2 separate regions of the Homo sapiens genome follow, and region 1 is linked to region 2. The links are chromatin loops, found by intact Hi-C in ENCODE. Cell type or tissue: endothelial cell of umbilical vein. All regions are shown on one strand. Links, peaks and the distances in the headings refer to the core of each region. The heading gives the core; the rest is flanking DNA.

Region 1 (8,000 bases), core at 1-8,000, 160 kb before region 2:
CTGGGAGGATAATTTGAGCCCAGGAGTTTAAGTCCAGCCTGGGCAACATGGTTAGACCTCACCTCCACAAAAAATACAAAAATTAGCCAGGCGTGGTGATGCGAGCCTGTAGTCCCTGCTACTCAGGAGGCTGAGATGGGAGGATCACTTGAGCCTGGAAGTTGAAGGTTGCAGTGAGCGGAGATGGCACCAGTGCGCTCCAGTTTGGGCGACAGAGTGAGACCCTCTCTCAAAAAATAAATAAAATAAAATATAATATCATCAGAGACAAACTAGTTTCAGTTCCTTTGTCACACATCTCTAGAGCCCTTTATACTTTCACACTGGGAGATGATTTGTTCAATATTTCTCTCCCTCCGAAATGTAAATTTTATGAAAGTATAGGCCATATCTCTCGTCTTGGTTAGTGCATCCCCAGCACAATACCTGGCACATACAGTAAATATAAAAATAACTACTTAGCAAATGACTAAACGCCAACCCATATACACTACATTTCCTGGAAACCAATAAAATTCTTCAGAAAATGTAACCAGAATAAGGCTTATTTTATTAAAAAAAAAAAAAAGACTATACAATATTATTTATTTATTAGAAACTTAGAGATCCTGCCAAGTTTTAAGTTGAAGACATGACTGCATTTTCATCCAATAAGGCTTAACCTTCTTATCCTTCATGTTTCATGAAGCCAGACCTGTTTTTTCCTCACTAAAAATGTTTTATTAGTAGGTGGATCAATGTCTCTGTATCATGTGCTCACTGTCATCTCTCTTAATTACCAGCTGTAGGATATTCACAAAAAAGCAAACAAAGCCATAGCATCTCTATGAATGTCCCATTTTTTCCAACCTCCTACACAGTGACCATGATCAATACAAAGGACTTGGGAGATCAAAACCATCCATTCGTAAGCCTCTAAACGGTAGAAGGATATGGCAAGACACAACAATAAGGTTAATTATTAACTGTGTTATTTTCTTCTATGATGAATTTTCTAATGTCAAGGATCAATGATATCAAGCAACTGCAAAGAGGAGAAAGTATATGGTAATTTAGCTTTTTCTAACCTTTTTAATATCTGTTTTTGTCCGTAGACCCCAACCCCGCTGTAATGTGCGGAAAATTTCAACCTCTGGATATTGGCGCTTGGAAAAGCACTGGTTTTGACAGCGCCCTCCGGCAGGACACACTGTGGGGTGGCACTCATAGAGCAGCATGCGGTTGATGCATTCAGAGTCTATCCCACAGGGGTTCTCATCAGTAGCTTTACAGTTGCAACGGGGTATTTCAGATAAGTCTGCAGTGAAGATCTGTACCCTGCCAATAGGACGGTTTACCTGGAAAAGTAACACAAAGTACACCGCATAAAACAAGTCAGCAGAAGACAATTCACGTCCTGAAAAAGGCAAACTTTTTTTCCTTGAAGTTGCAGCCACATTTCCCATGATTTTGAACTATCAACACTTAGTTTCATATAAAAACAGAGCCTCACTTGACATACAAAATATGAACTCCACAAGAATTGCTTGAACCCAGGAGGCGGAGGTTGCAGTGAGACAAGATTTCACCACTGCACTCCAGCCTGGCCGATATGTTGAGATTCCATCTCAAAAAAATAAAATACGAGCCAGGTACGGTGGCTCACGCCTGTAATCCCAGCACTTTGGGAGGCCGAGGCAGGTGGATTACGAGGTCAGGAGATTGAGACCATCCTGGCTAACACGGTGAAACCCCGTCTCTACTAAAAATACAAAAAATTAGACAGGTGTGGTGGTGGGCGCCTGTAGTCCCAGCTACTTGGGAGGCTGAGCTTGCAGTGAGCCTAGGTCGTGCCACTGCACTCCAGCCTGGGCAACAGAGTGAGACTCGGTCTCTCGGTCACAAAAAATAAAATAAAATAAAATAAAATAAAATAAAATAAAATAAAATAAAATAAAATATGAACTTTAAAAATTTTTTTGAAATTCATTTTAAAAAATAATTTCAGCCGCGCCTGGTGGCTCACACCTGTAATCCCAGCACTTTGGGAGGCCGAGGCAGGTGGATCACGAGGTCAGGAAATCAAGACCATCCTGGCTAACACGGTGAAACCCCGTCTCTACTCAAAATACAAAAAAATTAGCCAGGCGTGGTGGCGGGCACCTGTAGTCCCAGCTACTCAGGAGGCTGAGGCAGGAGAATGGTGTGAAACTGGGAGGCAGCGGAGCTTGCAGAGATCGCGTGACTGCACTCCAGCCTGGGTGACAGGGCGAGACTCCGTCTCAAAAAAAAAAAAAAAAAAAAAAAAAAAATTTTCAAAGCTGATAAGCCAGGTGAACTATAAACTAGGTTTCTGCTATTGCCACATGTTGGTGTCACATTTGCTGCTACAAAAAAATAGGCATTATTCTTCCTTCCTTTTTTTGAGAGGGAGTCTAGCTCTGTTGCCCAGGCTGCAGTGCAGTGGCGGGATCTTGGCTGACTGCAACCTCTGCCTCCTGGGTTCTAGCCATTCTACTGCCTCAGCCTCCCAGGTAGCTGGGACTATAGGCACACACCACCAAGCCCGGCTAATTTTTGTATTTTTAGGAAAGATGGAGTTTCACTATGTTGGCCAGGCTGGTCTCGATCTCCTGACCTTGTGATCTCCTGACCTCAGGTGATCTGCCCGCCTCGGTCTCTGAAAGTGCTGGGATTATAGGTGTGAGCCACCACACCTGGCAAAAGCACTGTTCTTAAGTGGCAAATAAATGGCATGAAATCATCTGTGTGTAATTTGAGTTCCTCTATGCTTCCTGCATCAGCCTCACAAGTAGTTGGGACTACAGGCAGGTATCACCACACCCAGCTTATAATTTAAAATCTTTTAAAAGGACTATAGCAATGTCACTCATGGATTAATTTAGAAGTGGTGCTAGTGCTCAAAAACACAGTGAAAGTTTGGTGAGTTAAAACATGAAGGTCAAACAGTTATTGTGACACCAAAGCCATTAATGTAGAGGTTTTAACAAATACTAGCAACAATAAGGAAAGACAATAGATGTTCCAGTACAATAATGGATTTGTGCATGAGAATGTATCTCCCCTCATTTCATATTATTTCAGTGGGAACAGTCAAATTTAGTCTTCTAAGACACAAACCGCACAAAAAATTTTGACTGTTCAGGAACTGTGTGATTTTGAATAAATTACTTGCAAGACTATTGTAAGAATAAGAAATATATGTATAGTACAGCACCTAGCTGCCTCTTAAACATGGTAGACATATTAAATTCTTTCTTCCTTTCTTATATAATGCCCTTATGATTGTTTCTCTCATATCAAATATTCTAGATTACTCATTCCAGTACACCTAAAATCACTTACTTAAAAGTCATTTCTGTCCTCTAAATTTTCAAATGCTTTCATTTCTTGCATTTTATTATTTGCCCACTCCCCTTTAATATTATGAAATCTACAATCTGGATATATGCTGCCATCAAACCATTTTTCTATCAACATTTAACAGGAGGAGGCCAGGTGCAGTGGCTCACATCTGTAATCCCAGCACTTTCGGAGGCTGAGACTGGAGGATTGTTTGAGCCCAGAAGTTCAAGACCAGACCAGGCAACACAATGAAACCCTATGTCTACAAAAAAATTATAAAGCTTAGCCGGGCATGGTGGCAAGTGCTTGAGGTTCCAGCTACTCAGGAAGCTGCAGTGGGAGGATCGTATAGACCTGCAAGACACTCCAGCAAGATGCTGTCCGTGGGGAAAATGGATGTAGGTCTCACTGCCAGATCTGTTCCTAGATTCATCAAAACACTGGTAAGGTTTGGAAACTTCTTGCTAATGGAGAAATATCCCCAACACATGCAACTGGAAGCCATAAGGCATAAGGCTTACAATGTCTAAGGCAAATTCTAAGGGGACAGACAACAACAGCTAATCTCAGTCACCCAAGACTACAAGTCCTGAATAGGGCATTTGAACATTCACTTCTGATTCGAAATATTTTTACTTGAACCCTTCCCAAATACACATAAAGGTTCATGCTACTTCTTTTCTCTCTACAAATATATATTTGTTTTTGTTTTGAGACAGGGTCTTACTCTGTCCCCCAGACTGGAGTGCAGTAGTGCAATCACAGCTCACTGCAGCGTTGACTTTCCAGGCTCAGGTGATTCAGGTAGCTGGGACAACAGGCACCCCAAATTTTTTTTTTTCTTTGTATTTTTTGTAGAGACTGGGTTTTGCTATGTTGCCCAGGCTGGAAAATATATGTTTTAATCATTGTTTCTTATCAACTGATCTAACCTGTTATTAATCCAAAAATAAGTTTTGTACTTATCACATCGTAAACCAAAAGCAAACCAAAACAAATCCCACATGGTTAAGAACAAAGACATGGATATGTAATTCTAAGTAAATCTCACTATAGATCAGGAGTTAAGTAACTTTTTCTGTAAAGGGTCAGAAAGTAAACACTTCAGGCTTTGCAGGCCATAGATCTCCACATGTAGCTCGACTCTGCCACTGTAATATAAAAGCAGCCATATGTAATATGTAAATGAAGAAGCATGCCTGTATTCCAATAAAATTTTCTGGATACTGATTGAAAGTTGAATTTCATATCATCTTTATGTGTCACAAAATCTCTTTTTTGCCAATCACTAAAAAATACAAAAACAACCTGTAGTTCAAGAGTATTACAAGAATAGGCAGTAGACCACATTTGCCCATGAACCATAGTTTGCCAATGCCTGCTCTAGATCCTTTTCCTGGAAATGTTTATTAAAAAAAAAAAAAAAAATGGAGTAAAGAAGTTGGCCTCTAAGTTCTTGATGAGATCACTCACAGGAAACTGCTCTCTCAGTAGCTCAATATGGTTAATATGTTAACTCTAAAATGCCTACCTTGCTGTTATCTGACCCTCAGGACTATGTGAATAGAATTATTTTCCATTTCTGAGGCCTAACGACTATGTTCCAAGAATATATTTTCACATACATTGTGAGACTCATTTAGATCCAATTATAGGTTTTGAAATTCTTAATTTCAGAAGTTGTAATCATTTGTAAGGATTAACAGTTTATGACTTTTTTCGTTTTGTTCTTTTTTTAATCTAATCTTGGTATGGATATTTTATGACATTTAAAGTAACAATTTAAAGGCCAGGAGTGGCAGCTCATGCCTATAATCCCAGTAATTTGGGAGGCCAACGTGGGAAGACAACCTGAGGCCAGGAGATCGGCCTAGGCAACATAGTGAAATCATCATCTCTAATAAAGGGGGGGAGAAAAAAGCAAAAAAAACTGGGCCTGGCACAGTGGCTCACCGTGGGAGGCTCAACTTTGGGAGACCGAGGCGGGCAGATCACCTGAGGTCAGGAGTTCAAGACCAGCCTGGCTAACATGGTGAAACCCCATCTCTACTAAAAACACAAAAATTAGCCAGGTGTGGTGGCACAATGCCTGTAGTCCCAGCTACTCAGGAGGCTGAGGCAGGAGAGTGGGCTGAATCCAGGAGATGGAGGTTGCAGTGAGCTGAGACCACGCCACTGCACCCCAGCCTGGGCAACAGAGTGAGACTCTGTCTCAGGGGGAAAAAAAAAAAAAGACTTCAGAAGCAGTGTTTATGACTTTTATCCCTTTTTAGAGGTCTTCCAAAGTTCAAAAAGAAAATATACTTATTTAAAAGAATAAAATTCAGGCCAAGTGTCGTAGCTCACGCCTGTAATCCCAGTTCTTTGGGAGGTTGAGGTGGGTGGATTGCTTTGAGCTGAGGAGTTCAGGACCAGCCTGGGCAACATGGTGAAACCCCAACTCTACAAAAAATACCAAAATTAGCCAGGCGTTGGTGGCTCATGTCTGTAATCCCAGCTACTTAGGAGACTGAGGCAGGAGGCAGGAGAATCACTTGCGCCCACGAAGCGGAGGTTGCAGTGAGCCAAAATTGCAGCAATGCACTCTAGCCTGGGTCACAGAGGGAGACCCTGTCTCAAAGGAACAAACAAAGAACAAAACTGATTCTGTCTTGTAAATACCATGTAAGTCCATCAGACTAAATCTAAGACACGGTATGGAATTTTAGTGTTCTTACTTTTCCTCTATCTTGTAACAACTTACTAATTCATCATTACACATTATTACTAACTCATCAATAATTCACAACTATGCTAAAGAAGACAGAAATAATAAGAAAAGGGAGGCCGGGCGCAGTGGCTCACGCCTGTAATCCCAGCACTTTGGGAGGCTAAGGCAGGCCGATCACGAGGTCAGGAGATCGAGACCATCCTGGCTAACATGGTGAAACCCCATCTCTACTAAAAATACAAAAAATTAGCCCGGTGTGGTGGCGGGCGCCTGTAGTCCCAGCTACTCGGGAGGCTGAGGCAGGAGAATGGCTTGAACCCGGGAGGCAGAGCTTGCAGTGAGCCAAGATCGTGCCACTGCACTCCATCCTGGGCGACTCCATCTCAAAAAAAAAAAAAAAAAAAAAAAAAAGACAAGGGAAGCACAATGGAATCACATATAAGCACGATGAAATACTGAAACTGTCACACTTTAGATTTCTTACGGCATTACCCAAAGTACTGCATTGTCGTTTAAAAAAAGTATAAAAGACCGTCTACTACACCTGAGGAAAGGAGTTTAAAAATAAAAAAGCAAGTATAAAACACTGGAGACACGATCTTGAAGGTCTGATTTCGGTAGGGTTATCAGATTTAGCAAATAAAAATCCAAGTCATCTAGTTCAATCTGAATTTCTGACAAACAACGAAAGTTTTTCAGTTTAACTATGCTCGATCCAATATTTGAGACAAACTTAAACATACTAGATTCTCAAGATGGTGGTCAAATTAGTCTCCAAGTAGCATCTCAGATTATCAGTCTTTGGAAACACACAGCCGGGCGTGGTGGCTCATGCCTGTAATCCCAGCACTTTGGGAGGCTGTGGCGGGTGAATCACTTGAGGTCAGGAGTTCGAGACCAGCCTGGCCAACACGGCGAAACCCCGTCTCTACTAAAAATACAAAAATTAGCCGCATATAGTGGTGTGCGCCTGTAATCCCAGCTACTCGGGAGGCTGCGGCAGAAGACTTGCTTGAACCTGGGAGATGGATGTTGCAGTGAGCCAAGATTGCACCACTGCACTCCAGCCTAGGAGACAGGGGGAGACTCCATCTCAAAAACAAACAAACAAAAAAACAACACACACACACACACACACACACACACACAAAGGATAAGTGAACAAATAATGCATTTCTAAGAACAAAAAAGAAATAGGGTATTCTCATCCAGGAACAATGCCATCAAAGATGTTTTACAAGAACAACCTGGGTAATCTCCTTTTCTCAACAGGCCTAACAATATTCTTTCATGTTTTATGATATTTGAGCATCGCAACTAACTTATCTGATAAAAAGAGGTTTGTAAAAAGGATTTAGTAAATATTAGGTTGGTGCAAAAGTAATTGAGGTTTGCCATTAAAAGTAATGATAAAACTGCAATTATTTTAGCAACAACATAACACTAAAATTTCTAATACATTTGTTCTCCACTGTCTCTTTATTTTTATGTCTGTCAATTATTCATATAAATGACATAAAAATGTTTAAAATACAAAGGCTCCACTGGACCCAGATGATAATGGTGATGACTATTTCACTAGGTAGGTTAAAGGTTAGGTCCACCTAAAATCAATTCTCCTGACACTGGGAATCCTGGCAATGCGCTAGGAATGGTGTTCTGGTACTTGTTTCTTTTTTTCTTCTTTTTTTTGGAGACGGAGTCTTACTCTGTCGCCCAGGCTTGAGTGTAGTGGCACGATCTCGGCTCACTGCAACCTCTGCCTCCCGGGTTCAAGCAATTCTCCAGCCTCAGCCTCCCAAGTAGCTGGAATTACAGGCACCTGCCTGGCCAGGCTGGTCTCAAACTCCTGACTTCAGGTGATCCGCCCGCCTCGGCCTCCCAAAGTGCTGGGATTACAAGCGTGAGCCACCGTGCCCGGCTATTTCTGATCTTCTTTTAAGCT
Region 2 (15,565 bases), core at 3,901-11,900:
TGCCTCAGCCTCCCAAGCAGCTGGGATTACAGGCCTTCACCACCATGCCCAGCTAATTTTTGTATTTTTAGTAGAGACGGGGTTTCAGCATGTTGGCCAGGATGGTCTTGATCTCTTGACCTTGTGATCCTGATCCGCCCACCTCGGCCTCCCAAAGTGCTGGGATTACAGGCGTGAGCCACCACGCCTGGCCTGTTCAGTTTTTTTTTACAGATGTACTTTTTTTTTTTGAGACAGAGTCTCACTCTGTCACTCAGGCTGGAGTGCAGTGGCGCGACCTCGGCTCACTGCAACCTCCGCCTCCCAGGTTCAAGCGATTCTCATGTCTCAGCCTCCCGAGTAGCTGGGATTACAGGTGTGTGCCACCACACCCGGCTAATTTTTGTATTTTTAGCAGAAGTGGAGATTCACCATGTTGGCCAGGCTGCTCTCGAACTCCTGACCTCAAGTGATCCACCCACCTTGGCCTCCCACCACGCCTGGCGATATCTTAAACACATACAGAAAAGGCCAGGCGTGGTGGCTCACGCCTGTAATCCCAACACTTTGGGAGGCCCAAGTGGGTGGATTGCCTAAGGCCAGGAATTCGAGACTAGCCTGGCCAACATGACGAATCCCCATCTCTAATAAAAATACAAAAACTAGCCAAGCTTGGTGGCTAACGCCTGTAATCCCAGCACTTTGGTAGGCCAAGGCAGGAGGATAACCTGAGGTCGGGAGTTCAAGACCAGCCTGGCCAACATGGTGAAATCTTGTCTGTACTAAAAATACAGAAATTAGCTGGGTGCGGTGGTCTGTGCCTGTAATTTGAACTCCTGGGGAGGCTGAGGCAGGAGGATGGCTTCAACCCGGGAGGTGGAGGTTGCAGTGAGCCGAGATTGTACCACTGCATTCCAGCCTGGGCGACAGAGCAAAACTCCATCCCAAAAAACAAATGAAGAAACAAAAATTAGCCAGGTGTGGTGGCATGCACCTGTAATCCCACCTACTTGGGAGGCTGAGGCAGGAGAACTGCTTGAACCCGGGGAGGTGGAGGTTGCAGTGAGCCGAGATCAGGTCACTGCCCTCCAGCCTGGGCGATAGATCAAGACTTTGTCTTAAAAAAAAAAAAAAAAGACAAAAACAGAAAAGTAAAAAAGAAAAATAATGGCTGGGTGCAGTGGCTCACGCCTGTAATCCCAGCACTTTGGGAGGCCTAAGTGGGCGGATCATCTGAGGTTGGGAGTTCGCGACCAGCCTGACCAACATAGAGAAATCCCGTCTCTACTAAAAATACAAAATTAGCTGGGCATGGTGGCGCATGCCTGTAATCCCAGCTACTCGGGAGACTGAGGCAGGAGAATTGCTTGAACCCTGAAGGCTGAGGTTGCCGTAAACCGAGATTGCGCCATTGCACTCCAGCCTGGGCAACAAGAGCGATACTCCATCTCAAAAAAAAAAAAAAAAAAGAAAAAGAAAACAAAAAAGACCTGGACTCAATATGCGTTAACATTTTGCATATTTGCTTGGTAGACTTTTTTCGAAGGCATTTCAAATTGAGTTGCAGAAATCCTAATACTTCTCACCTACAACACTTAGTAAACTTCTCCAAAAAGGAGAACAGTTTTCTACATAACCACAATACCACCTAACAATAATTTGCTTCAGTCTAATGCCTTTTCCATATTCAAATTTCCCTAAAATGTCTTTGGTAGATGGATCATACACTGGTCCTTGTATCTCTTTTTTTTTTTTTTTTTGAGATGGAATTTTGCTCTTGTTGCCCAAACTGGAGTGCAGTGGCACAATCTGGGCCAACTGCAACCTCCACCTCCCGAGTTCAAGCGATTCTCTTGCCTCAGCCTCCTGAGTAGCTGGGATTACAGGCACACACCACCATGCCCGGCTAACTTTTGTATTTTTAGTAGAGACGGGGTTTTGCCATGTTGGGCAGGCTGGTCTTGAACTCCTGACCTCAAGTGATCCACCCCCCCTCGGCCTCCCAAAGTGCTGGTATTGAGCCACCATGCCCGGGCAGTCCTTGTATCTCTTAAGTATCTTATAATCTAGAAAGTCCCCAACCTTATGTTTTTTTGTTTGGGGGTCTCGCTCTGTCGCCTAGGCTGGGGTGCAGTGGCATGATCTCAGCTCACTGCAACCTCCGCCTCCTGGGTTCAAGCAATTCTCCTGCCTCAGCCTCCTGAGTAGCTGGGATTACAGGCACACATCACCATGTCCGACTAATTTTTTTGTATTTTAGTAGAGACAGGATTTCACCATGTTGCCCAGGCTGATCTTGAACTCCTGAACTCAGGCAATCCACTCACCTGACACTCTGGGCCTCCCAGAGTGTTAGGATGATAGATGTAAGCCACCATGCCCAGCCACGCCTGGCTAGTTTTTGTATTTGTAGTAGGGAAGGGGTTCCACCATGTTGGCCAGGCTGGTCTTGAACTGCTGACCTCAGGTGATCTGCCTGCCTCAGCCTCCCAAAGTGCTGGGATTACAGGCGTGAGCCACCGTGCCTGGCCTATTTTTTTTTTTTTTAAGATGGAGTCTCCCTCCTGTTGCCTAGGCTGGAGTGCAATGGCTTGGTCTTGGCTCACTGCAACCTCTGCCTCCTGGGTTCAAGCGATTCTCCTGCCTTAGCCTCCCAAGTGGCTGGGATTACAGGCAGCTGCCACCATGCCCAGCTAATTTTTGTACTTTTTAGTAGAGATGGGGTTTCACCATGTTGGCCAGGATGGTCTCGATTTCCTGACCTTGTGATCCGCCTGCCTCGGTCTCCTAAAGTGTTGGGATTACAGGCTGAGCCACCGTGCCTGGCTGTGGTGGGTCTTTAGAGTGCCCATTGCCTGAGCTGGTGTTGGAGAGGCAGCACACTGTGAAGTTATGAGCACAGACGCTGGCCCACAAGGCCTGATTTGAACCCCCAGCTCTGCCACTTAATAGTGACCTTGGGTAAGTTACCGAGAACTTCTCTGTGCCTCTGTGATCGCTCTGTAAAGTGGGATTTTCTTTTTTTTTCTTCTTCTTCTTTTTCTTTTATTGAGATGGAGTCTCACTCTGTTGCTCAGGCTGGAGGGCAGTGGCACAATCTCACTGCAACCTCCACCTCCCAGGTTCAAAGGATTCTCCTGCCTCAGTCTCCTGAGTAGCTGGGATTACAGATGTGCACCACCATGCCTAGCTAATTTTTGTATTTTTAGTAGAGACGGCGTTTAGCCATGTTGGCCAGGCTGGTGATTCACCCGCCTCGGCCTCCCAAAGTGCTGGGATTGCAGGTGTGAACCACCATGCCCAGCCTAAAGTGGGATTGTTGAGAGGTAATATGTAAGTTTAGAACAGTATCTGGCACCTGGCAAGTCCTCCAATGATTGTAATCACGATTACTATTTTAGCGAGGTTCACACAAAGTTGGTGCATGGCAGCCTTCTAGCAAGATGTGTTTCAGTACCTCCCTGTTGTGTTATAAACATTCCCACCTTATTGCTGGTGTCTTTCCTGATGTAAATCCCATGGTTTCATGTCCTGTCCTACTACTGTTCCTGTATAGCTTAAATTTCCCCTTGTTAGACCAAGTGAAGGGACTGTGGAATTGGAAGACTCAAAAGTCATATGGTTACACTGTTGTTAACAAGCAGTGTACATTCTAGTAAGGGGCAGTAGGAAGAAAAAGCCTTAGTACAAGGCCGTGTGTGATGAGATTGTGACTTCCTCTAAGGTAGGACTATCCACAATCATAAAAACTGTTACCAACGTGTTTTGGGAGCTCACAGTGTGCCAGGTACGAGACTTTACAATCTTCACAAAGATACTGAAGTAGGTATTAGTAGTCCCATTTTCCAGAAGAGGTATCTGAGGTTCAGTGAAGTTAAACACTTGTCCTAGGTCACATGGTAAGCAAGTAATTTTTCTTTCTTTTCTTTTTTTGAAACAGGGTCTTGCCCCGTCACCCAGGCTGGAGTGCAGTGGTGTGATCTCAGCTCACTGCTATCTCTGCCTTCTGGGCTCAAGCGATCCTCCCGCCTCAGCCTCCCGAGTATCTGGGACCACAGGCACACGCCACCACGCTCTGCTAATTTTTGTATTTTTTGGTAGAGACGGGTTTTGCCATGTTGCGCAGGCTGGCCTCAAACTCCTGAGCTCAAGCAATCTGCCCGCCTTGGACTCCCACAGTGCTGGGATTACAGGCATGAGCCACCCGGCCCGGCATTTATTTGGGATTACAGGAGTGAGCCACCATGCCCAGCATTTATTTATTTATTTATTTATTTATTTTTGAGGCAAGGCCTCACTTTTTCGACCAGCCTGGAGCGCTGTGGCGTGATCTCGGCTCACCACAGCCTGCCCACTCTTGCTCAAGTGATCCTCCCTCCTCGGCCACCGGAGTAGCTGGGACCACAGGCGCGCACCGCCATCCCCATCCCCGGCTAATTTTTGTTTGTTTGAGACGGAGTCTGTCGCTCAGGCTGGAGTGCAGTGGCGCCATCACCGCTCACTGCACCCTAGAAGGCCCGGGCTCAAGTGATCCCCTCACCTCGGCCTCCAGGGTAACTGGAAGTAAAGGCACGCGCCACCACGCCCGGCTAACTTTTGTATTTTTTAGTGGAGACGCGGTTTCGCCATGTTGCCCAGGCTGGTCTCAAACTCCTGAGCTAAAGCAATCCGCCCGCCTAGACCTCCCAAAGTGCTGAGATTGCAGGTGTGAGCCACCGCGCCCAGCGGAGCAAGTAATTTCAACTTGGTTCTGCTTGCTTCCAAATCTCCTAAAACACTACTTTGGACCAGAGGGGGTAAAAAGGACATGGCCCCAGAAGCCAGCGAGAGAAAAAGGGGGAATTTATCAGAAGGACACAGGGTCCGGGCGTCTGGGACAGGCGGCCTCCCCAACTCCCTCGGCCGGCGGAACAGGGTAGTGGGAGACCCGGCTCCACACTCCCAGTTCGGCGCCCGCGGAATCCAGCCGGGTGCACGTGGCCAGCACAGCCTCTGGGCCCTGCCGCACTCAGGTCGGGCTTCCGCTCCCGGCCACACGCGGGCCGCATTCCTGGGAGAACGCCTCCTATTGGTCCGTTCGGTCAGGTGGCTGCCACGGGCCAATCAGCGGCGGCTGGTGCCGTGGGCCGCGCGAAGGGCTCTGCGGCGGTGGAGCCTCAGAAAAGATCATCTTTGTACGTTGGGTTGCGCCGGCAAAGGGCAGCCAATTCCTATTAACTTTCAGCGTGTCCCAGATCTTGCTAGCGACCCCACTGGCCCTTTGTGCCTGTTTATCTGAATTCACCACCAGCCCTGCCGCAGCGCTTAGAAAACGAGACAGAGAACAACTGGGCCGGCCCTCCTCGTGGGCTTTGAGTCCCGCCCTATTGCTTCCATGGGTTTTTGTGTCCCTTTCTCCTCTCTCGCCTCTGGAGCGCCAACCCTTTCCTGTCTTCTTGCTCCTTCCCGGCAGCCCACAAACGGCCGAGAAAAATGTCAACTACCCTGCAACCAGGCTCTGCTTCTCCTTCCCTCCACTGTCCTGTCCCCTCTTCCTCATCTTCCTCCTGATCCCACTGCACCCTGGCTTCAGATCACCAGTAGTGCCGCTGTAGCCAAATCCGGTGACGTTTCACCATCTTTGCTGCTTTACTCTGAGAAGCATTTGACTCTTTACCCTACTTGAACCAACCAGGTTTCCAGGCCATCCCACTCCTACCTGATCCCTCCTAATTCTCACAAACCCTTCTCTATGCCTCCATGTCATGGGCATGTCTCCCCTTTTCCCTGCCTGACAAACAAAGGTGTCGCAGTGCCCCATCCCAGGCCCATTTGCTTATTATTCACCCAGTTTCCACGAGGGATCGTCATCCACTCAGCACGTGCATTCCCTAGATGCCAGCAATGCTGGGGCCTCAATCTAGCCTAGATTTGTCCCACAGCCCCAAATTCACTACCTGGGAATCTCACAGACAACTCAGGCTCAACATAAGCCATTCATTCAATAAATATGTATTAAGCTGTGTGCTTATTTATAGTAAATATCTATATCTTTATATACAGACATATTTTTTTCAGTTGAAGTCTCGCTCTGTCGCTCAGGCTGGAGTGCAGTGGCGCGAAATCGGCTCACTGCAACCTGCGCCTCCCGGTTTCAAGCGATTCTCCTGCCTCAGCATCCCGAGTAGCTGGGATTACAGGCGCACGCCACCATGCCCGGCTAATTTTTGTATTTTTTAAGTAGAGACGGGGGTTTCACCATGTTGGCCAGGCTGGTCTCGGACTCCTGACCTTGTGATCCGCCTACCTCGGCCTCCCAAAGTGTTGGGATTACAGGCGTGAGCCACCGTGCCTGGCCTTTTTTTTTTTTTTTTTTTTAAGACAAATTCTCGATCTATCGCCCAGGCTGGAGGGCAGTGACCTGATCTCGGCTCACTGCAACCTCCACCTCCCGGGTTCAAGCAATTCTCCTGCCTCAGCGCCCCTAGTAGCTGGAATTACAGATGTGCGCCACCACACCCCACTAATTTTTGTATTTTTAGTAGAGATGGGGTTTCACCATGTTGGCCAGGCTGGTCTCGAACTCTTGACCTCAAGTGATCCGCCCGCTTTGGCCTCCCAAAGTGTTGGGGTTACAGGTATGAGCCACCACGTCCGGCCAACATTAGGTGTTTTTTGTTTTGTTTTGCTTTTTTAAGAAAGTCACTCCATCGCCCAGGCTGGAGTGCAGTGGCGCCATCTTGGCTCACTGCAACCTCCGCCTCCCAGGTTCAAGCGATTCTCCTGTCTCAGCCTCCCTAGTAGCTAGCTGGGATTACAGGTGTGTGCCACCATGCCTGGATAATCTTTTTGTATTTTTAGTAGAGATGGGGTTTCGCCATGTTTGCCAGTCTGGTCTCAAACTCCAGATTTCATGTGATCCGCCCGCCTCAGCCTCTCAAAGTGCTGGGATTGCAGGTGTGAGCCACCTCGCCCAGCACACAAGTTACCATTAATAAATATTTCTTTATTGCTGCATGCAAGAGCTTGTAGTGCTGTCTATTGTGACAAGCACACAGTGTGTACTTCATTACTCTGTACTGAATGCATGCAGAAAGGATGTCCGGCATAGTACACGGCACAGAGGAAGTCCTCCATCAAAGTTAGCTCTCTTCCTCTTTAGAAGCTAGGAGGGCCGGGGAATTCAGTCTTGGGAGCCTTGGCTGGGATGGGGGAGGGAAACTGTGGGAACACCGAGGCGTCGTCCCTCAGACAAGCTCTTCCCCAGCGATAGGAACTATCCCAGCGCCTCACCCACAGTGCAAAAGCTACATAAGTGACCTAAACTTCAGAAGTAGAAAGCAAAAGTGAAAGTCTTTGCCCTTGTCCACTCCCAGGGCAGACCTCTGATCTGTCAGCTCAGCAAAGGCAGCACTGCCCAGTGATGGGGGCGGGAGGCTGAACCAGGACTGATGGCCTAGGACAGGCAGCTGCTGCAGCTGTCCTGGGAGACGCACAGACCAGGGTTCAAAACTTGGTTGGAGGCCGCACGTGGTGGCTCACACCTGTAATCCCAGCACTTTGGGAGGCCGAGGCCAGCGGATCTTTTGAGGCCAGGAGTTCAAGACCAGCCTGGCCAAGATGGCAAAACCCCGTCTCTACTAAAAATACAAAAGTTAGCTGGGCATGGTGGTGCGTGCCTGTAATCTCAGCTACTACTCACTAAGCTGAGGCAGGAGAATTGCATGAACCCCAGAGGCAGAGGTTGCAGTGATCTGAGATTGCACCACTGTGCTCCAGCCTGGGTGACAGAGCAAGACTCTTATCTCACACACAAAAACAAAAACAAAATAACAAAACCTGGTTGGGTGATCTTCGGGGTATGAATTGACTTCTGTGAGTCATCATTTTCACCTATAGGCAGGGGATATGAATGGACTAAAGGAGACTCCTTAGATCTCTCCCTAAATCTCCCTCCATCTCTTAGAGGCATCTAGAAAACATTGGTGTTTGGCTTTTGCTTTGGCTGAAAGGGAGGGAGAAGCAGAGGGCTCATGGTGCACTGTCGCCACCGTGTGACTAGCTGGGGAATTGCATGGGGAAGGTTCTCAGGCCCAGGAAAACGTTATCTGGACTGTGGAGTTTGTTGTTGTTGTTTTTTGAGACAAGGTCTATCTCTGTTGCACAGGCTGGAGTGCAGTGGCGCGATCTCGGCTCCACTGCAACCTCCGCCTCCCGGGTTCAAGCGATTCTCGTGCCTCAGCCTCCCGAGTAGCTGGGACCACAGGCGCCTGGCTATGGAGTGCAATGAAGACTGAGATGGGCCCCTGCTGCCAGCATCCTCTTCCACTGCCTACAGTGCTGTCATCTCTGGGGGAGTGAGCAGCCTACCCCTGGGCTTAGGGTACTGGTGGTGCCTTCTCTGGCTCTAGAACTTTTGTTGACTTCTCAGTGTGGCATTCAAGGCTCCTCACAGCTGGCGCCCTGAACACCTGCTCTGTACTTGGAACTCAGAGTGACTTAGCCCAGACCTTCCCCAAGCCATTCTCCCTACTTTATCCTCCCTTCTTGGTCCTCCTGGAGCTCCTTTTGTTTTCTCCCTGACTGAAATGAAGCGCATTTCCCCGGTGAGCATGTTCAGTTCCCGAGATAGTATTCATGGAAAAAGCAACCATTGATGAGTGCCTGCTGTGTGCCCGGTGCTGTGCTGGAGCCTTGTGGGGATTCATTCTACCTACTCTTCACAAACCTCACTGGGCCAATTACTACGATTGTCCCCGTTTTGCAGAAGAGTACAATGAGGCAGGGAAAGGTAAAGCTGTCCACCCAAAGTCATGTAGTCACTGGATGTGACAGAGTCCTGCCTGTAACTGTTAGGCTGCCTAGTATGGTGGGGAGGGCAGACAGACCCAGGTTCAAATCCCCTCCCTACTGCTCTCAGCTTATTTCCCAGCTGTGAGGCTAAGCTTCCTCCTCTGTAGAATGGGAGGGCAGCTCCCACAGGCCATAGGGGCTGGCTCAGAGAGGCAGGCAGCATGTGGGTGCCTAACACGAGGGTATAAGAGGTATGCATGTGGGGTGGGGCTATCAGAGGAGGCAGCCAGGGCCGGTGTGGAGCACACCAGGGTACGCTAGAGTCCCCTCAGGGAGGTCAGGCAGAGGAATTAGGCTGGCACCTTGCAGGGCTGCCCCTGTCTAGCCCAGAAAGACTGGAGACAGGACTGGGAGCCCCAGCTCAGGACCCAGCCAGCAGGAAGTGGGGGGCTCAAGGATCCAAGCCCCCACCATCTCTCTCCTATGCAGCCCCCACCTGTTGCCCCCAAACCCACTTTTGCCTTGTCAGTGCCTTTTGCACTTGGCAACCTTACGTGGGCCCTTCCAAACACATATCTGACCATGTCTGCTGCTACTGAAAACCTTGACCTTCCACTGTTCACCAGGGACTCAACCCATCACCCAGGACCATGGTACCTGTTGCCACAGCCCTGCCAACCCCGTCACCCTCTCAGGCCTTTGGCCCTCTTCCAACCCCTTGAAGCATCTTGGGCCTTCGCGCATGCTGTTCCCATGGCTTGAGATGCTCATCCTCCCTGCTTAATGTGGAGGTGCTAGAAGCTCTCTTCCAGGGAGGTGGGGAATTGGAACCCCGAAAGAGGAGGAGGAGTTTGGAAAACCAGAAGCGGGGAGACTGTTCTAGGAAGAGAGGGCAGGTGCAAAGGTCCTGTGCACTGGGGAAGGCACTGAAACTAATGAGAACAAGATGCTGTGCCTGAGGCCAAGGCCAGATCATGAAGGTCTCCTATTAAGCGTATTATGGAGCTTGGACCAACGCCTGAGGATGGGGAAGGGTTTGAGCAGGGGCAATTATGGTTTTGTCCATCAGCGATTCCCTTGAGTAAGGTGGAGAGTGGCTTATCAGCATCGTTCTGAAAAACACAGTGCCTAGAGCCAGGGTCTAGGAATCACCCGATCACCACCAGCCAGGGTCCTTCAGGAATCACCCGATCACCACCAGCAGGGGAAGACTCGGGGTCCCCAGCTCAGGCTTGCACCATGCACCAGGCTGGAGTATGCACTTCCTGTGGCTGCCAGCAGGTGGCAACAACGCCCCACCATGTCCCCTCCAACTCTTCCTTCTACCTGGAGACCCCTCACAGGGCAGACAGACCAGAGAGAAAAAAAGAGATGGAGGAGGAAAGGAGAGGACGAGGCCAAGGGATGGACGTGGAAGGGGCTGGGAAGAGTTGGGGTGAAAGGCACAAGGATAGTGAAATTGGGATGCTGCTGGCTTCCTGTTGTTTGTTTCACGGTCAGGCACAGTGTGTTGGTCTGGCGACATTTTCATCATCATCTGCCCTGTCCACCCCCTTGTGGTCCCTCCTCAGGCCCCTGAAACACACTGATGCCACCTGTTCACTCAACTTTCTGTCCTTTCCCATCTCCAGGTTCTCCATCACCTCCTTCACCCTCCCACCCCCCATCAGCCAGTCCCCTTTTATTATTATTTATTTATTTATTTTCTGGGTTTTTTTTGAGACAGAGTCTCGCTCTGTCACCCAGGCTGGAGTGCAGTGGTGCGATCTTGGCTCACTGCAACCTCCGCCTCCCAGGTTCAAGCAATTCTCTGCCTCAGTCTCCCAAGTAGCTGGGACTACAGGCGCCCGCCACCACGCCCAGCTAATTTTTTGTATTTTTAGTAGAGACGGGGTTTCACCATCTTGGCCAGGCTGGTCTTGAGCTCCTGACCTTGTGATCCCCCGCCTCAGTCTCCCAAAGTGCTGGGATTACAGGTGTGAGCCACTGCGCCCAGCCCCCTTTTATTTTTATTTTTATTTTGTTTTTGAGAGGGAGTCTTGCTCTGTCATCCAGGCTGGAGTGCAGTGGCATGATCTCGGCTCACTGCAACCTCCACCTCCTGGGCTCAAGCGATTCTCCTGCCTCAGCCTCCCGAGTAGCTGGGCTACCTAGTAGCCCACCCACACCCAGCTAATTTTTGTATTTTTAGTAGAGACAGGGTTTCACTGTGTTGGCCAGGCTCATCTCAAACTCCTGACCTCAGGTGATCTGCCCGCCTCAGCCTCCCAAAGTGCTGGGATTACAGGCATGAACCACTGTGCCCGGCCTCCCTTTTATTTATTTATTTATTTATTTATTTATTTATTTATTTATTTCAGACAGGAGCTTGCTCTGTGTTCCAGGCTGGAGTGCAGAGACTCAATATCGTAGCTCACTGCAACCTACTGGGCCAGATCCTGAAGGCCTCCTCTGCGTGTTAAGGAGCTTGGACTATTCCAAGCAGAGACTGTTCTCTCTGTAAGAGTGATCCTACCACCTCAGCCTCCCAAGTAGCTGGGACTACAGGCACGTGTTCTCGCACTCGGCTAATTGTTTTATTTTTTTTGTAGAGACAGGGTCTCACTGTGTTGCCCAGACTGGTCCTGAACTCCTGGCCTCAAGTCATTCTCCCGCCTCAGCCTCCCAAAATGCTGGGATTTCAGGCGTGAAATGCCATGCCTGGCCTAGCAAATCCTCTTATTCTGCATCTGGCCTTCCACTTTTCTCTATCCCCTTGGCCAAGCTGGGAGCCTCAGAATGTAGCTGTGCAGAGGCGCTGCTGGCCCCAGACCAGAGAGTGGGAGACAGCGTGGATGGTCACTCTGTGGATGCTCTGGGGCTCTTACTTCTGTCTTCTTGGGAGGCCACACATGTACTTTGGGGGGCTGTTCCGGTTCCCGGCTCTGAGTCTAGCCAGGCGCTGCAACAATCCCCTCCACTGCCTGCCCATCTGCACCAGCCCCTTGCTTTCCTGTCTTGTCACTTGCCTTAGGATAAACCCACAGCCTACGAGGCCCCCTGGGTTTGGCCTCATCTGGCACCGTGTTCCCCCTCACTCTTGTGCTCTGTCCACGGAGCTGGATCGGATGCCCTCACCTTCGCCCTGCACCTGCCTGCCTCCAGACCTTTGCAGAGACCATTCTGTCTGCCTGGAATGCATTTCCTCCCACTCTTCACAAGGCCAAGGCTCTCCTCCTTCAACTCAAACATCATTCCCTCAGGGAACCCTTCCCGGAGCCGGAGCCGGAGCCGGAGCCGGCCAGGATCAGTCCCCACCGTCAGCACTCACAGCTGCAGGCTGTTGACCTTCAGAGCTCTGCGTTTCATTACAGTCAGCATTTTCCTGGGTGTTTGTTGAATATCTGTCTCCATTTGTAGATACGAAACTCCTCAGGGCAGGGGCCAGGTCTGTCTTCACTGGGTATACCCAGTGACTAGAAGAGTACCTGGCCTATGGTAGGTGCCCAGTAAACATTTCTTGATTTACTGAGCCTTTCAATTCCCAACACTCCACAACTCCACACCCCTGCACGCCTTCCTCTATCTGGTCAGTGCTCAGTGCTTCGTTCTTTTTTTTTTTTCTTCTAATACAGAGTTTTGCTCTTGTTGCCCAGGCTGGAGTGCAATGGCACAATCTCAGCTCACTGCAACCTCTGCCTCCCGGGTTCCAGCAATTCTCCTGCCTCAGCCTCCGGAGTAGCTGGGATTACAGGCGCGTGCCACCACGCCCGGCTAATTTTTGTATTTTTAGTAGAGACAGGGTTTCACCATGTTGGCCAAAATGGTTTTGATCTCCTGATCTCGAGATCCATCCGCCTCGGCCTCCCAAAGTGCTGGGATTACAGGCGTGAGACACTACGCCAGGCCTCATTCTCCATTCTTATCACCCTGCCCCCCAGACAGTCGTGCTAATAGTTTTGTGTGTGCGTTCTTGGAAAATGTGTGTTTTCCGTGTCATCATTTCGTGCAAGTGGCTTTGTGCTTTAGATCTCATTCCATTTCTTCCTCTTGCCTCTCAGCACGAGATTTCTAAGTCCCCCATGTGGCTCTGTGTCCACCGGGTCCTCCACACATTCTGCTGATCCGCCTTCCAGTGAGGAACCCCAGGCTGGATCCAACCCCTCCTCCTGCCTTCCCCACACGGTCACATGGGAGGATCTCTGTGTGTTGTGTGTGTGTGTGTGTGTGTGTGTGTGTGTGTGTGTGTGTGTTTGGGGGCAGTTATATGTTCAGGGCAACATTTCCAGGTCATAGGGCATGTGTGTATATACTTAGCTGAATGCTCCTAGACTTCGCTGGGACAGCTTCAGCCCCCAGTCCAGGAGAGCCTCTCGTCTCCTTGCCAGCACCTGGAGTTCTCCAGCTTTTTTTTTTTTTTTTTTTTGAGACGGAGTCTCTCTCTGTCACCCAGGCTGGAGTGCAGTGGGACGATCTCAGCTCACTGCAAGCTCCGCCTCCTGGGTTCACGCCATTCTCCTGCCTCAGCCTCCTGAGTAGCTGAGATTACAGGTGTGCACCACCATGCCTGGTTAATTTTTGTATTTTTAGTAGAGACGGGGTTTCACCCTACTGGTCAGGCTGGTCTTGAACTCCTGACCTCGTGATCTGCCCTCCTTGGCCTCCCAAAATGCTGGGATTACAGGCTTGAGTCACCATGCCTGGCTAATTTTTGTACTTTTAGTGGAGACGGGGTTTCACCATGTTGCCCAGGCTGGTCTCGAAATCCTGACCTCAGGTGATCTGCCTGCCTTGGCATCCCAAAGTGCTGGGATTACAGGTGTGAGCCACCATGCCCGGCCTTTTTTTTTTTTTTTTTTTTTTTTTTTTTTTAAATACCGAGTTTTGCTCGTGTTGCCCAGGCTGGAGTGCAATGGTGCAATCTCAGCTCACTGCAACCTCTGCCTCCTGAGTTCAAGCGATTCTCCTGCCTCAGCCTCCCGAGTAGCTGGGACTACAGGCGCCCGCCACCGCGCCCGGCTAATTTTTTGTATTTTTAGTAGAGATGGGGTTTCACTGTCAGCCAGGATGGTCTCGATCTCCTGACCTCGCGATATGCCCGCCTCGGCCTCCCAAAGTGCCGGGATTACAGGTGTGAGCCACCGCGCCCGGCCCATTCTCTGACTTTCTCACTTGCCAGTCTGGTAGGTAGGAAGTGAGAGCACACCTAAGATTATTCTCGAGTCTCCAGATCTCCTCCAGTGCTTCTTAGCCTCTGGGTCTCCTCCTCAGTCAATTACCTGGTTGCACACTGTCCTTATTTGTGTTTCGAGGTGCCCGTCTTCTTTCGGAGTTGCAGGAGTTCCTTAGATATTGGTCCCTTGTCTCCCATGTTGTCCCCCACACAGTATTGGGGAATCCTGGTTTATAAGCAGACACCCCCAGCCTGGAGGTCCCTCAAGGGCAGTAACAGTCCCGAGCTGTCCCTGCGACTCCATCCTGACATCAGGGCTGGGCCACCGGGTCAGAGGATGAGAAGGGGTTGCCGGACCCCCTACAGACACTCTGGGGCTCATGGTTGCAGTCCCCTCAGGAGGCAACATGGATATTTTGGGAGCATTGTCTCAGGTCCTGAGAGTTTTTTGGAGCCTCTCTGAGATCAGCTCAGCAGCCTGGGATTTGAATTCTGAATTTGGGAAATTTATTCAACATGTCTTTTTTCCATGAACGTCTATGGAGCACGGACTATTAGGCAGACACCATTGTAGACATTGGCGGCGCAGCCCTTGGCTTCTCAGAGCTCACCTTTTGGTGGGAGCCAGTAAAGAGTGAACAAATAAGATCATCGCAAAGAAAACAAACGTCTAAAATATGGAATAACAGAGAGAGGACTTTGGCCAGGGTGATCAGGGGAGGCCAATCTTAGGAGCTGACTTTTATTCTGAGAGCCAGAAGAGCCAGGTGAAGATAGTGGCCAGTGCAAATGCCCTGGGGTGCTAGTGGGCTTGGGACAAGGGAGACACAGAAAGGTCATGGGGCTGGAGGCTAGACAGGGGAGGGGCGAGTAAGGAGCTTGGCAGTGGTCAGGGACCCATTCAGGCTGTGTCAGGTGGTTCTCTATTTGGGCTTGGGCTGCTGTGTGACGTGGGCAGCAGGATGGTTTGGCCTGAATGTGACTGCCTAGGAGGGTACTGGGCCCTGGAGTTTGTGAACTGGCTCTGGGGTGGCCGAAGCTTTGGGCCAGGCAGCTCTGGCAACTGTTCTGTACCCAGAGGGAATACTTTTCTTCCTTAATGTTTTTTTCTTTTCATTTTTCTCTCTCTCTTTTTTTTTTTTTTTTGAGATGGAGTCTGATCTGTCACCCAGGCTGGAGTGCAGTGGCGCGATCTCGGCTCACTGCAAGCTCCGCCTCCCGGGTTCACACCATTCTCCTGCCTCAGCCTCCTGAGTAGCTGGGACTACAGGCGCCCGCCACCACGCCCGGCTAATTTTTTGTATTTTTAGTAGAGACAGCGTTTCACCGTGTTAGCCAGGATGGTCTCGATCTCCTGACCTCGTGATCCACCCACCTCGGCCTCCCAAAGTGCTGGGATTACAGGCGTGAGCCACCGCGCCCAGCCTTTTTTTTTTTGAGACGGAGTCTCTCGCTCTGTCACCAGGCTGGAGTGCAGTGGCGTAATCTCAGCTCACTGCAATCTCCGCCTCCTGGGTTCAAGCGATTCTCCTGCCTCAGCCTCCTGAGTAGCTGGGATTACAGGCACGTGCCACCACACTCAGGTAAGTTTTGTATTTTTAGTATAGACAGGGTTTCACCATGTTGGCCAAGATGGTCTTGATCTCCTAACCTCGTGATCCT

What was found. A loop is a pair of places that touch in the nucleus more often than their neighbours do. Peaks named below come from ENCODE experiments on the same cell type or tissue, not always from the same donor. Only the 100,000 strongest peaks of a DNase experiment are listed, where the experiment ranks them.
Region 1: it touches region 2 in a loop (13-fold over the local background); 8 of 110 quality-filtered maps call a loop at or near these places.

What each region holds. Positions count from the first base shown.
Region 1 is chr5:177,273,902-177,281,901 of GRCh38, reverse strand. NSD1 (nuclear receptor binding SET domain protein 1) reads right to left here. Exons shown (of 23, transcript NM_022455.5): 18 at 1,068-1,337. Among named protein-coding and RNA genes, the nearest start is that of RAB24, 26 kb to the left of the region's middle. In endothelial cell of umbilical vein, for the core only: no CTCF peak of the experiment used is centred there; a DNase peak (open chromatin) is centred at 4,861.
Region 2 is chr5:177,106,506-177,122,070 of GRCh38, reverse strand. No RefSeq gene overlaps it. Among named protein-coding and RNA genes, the nearest start is that of NSD1, 19 kb to the left of the region's middle. RefSeq lists an enhancer at 11,338-11,837. In endothelial cell of umbilical vein, for the core only: CTCF peaks have their summits at 8,013 and 10,028 (motif pointing right); DNase peaks (open chromatin) are centred at 5,060, 7,980 and 10,060.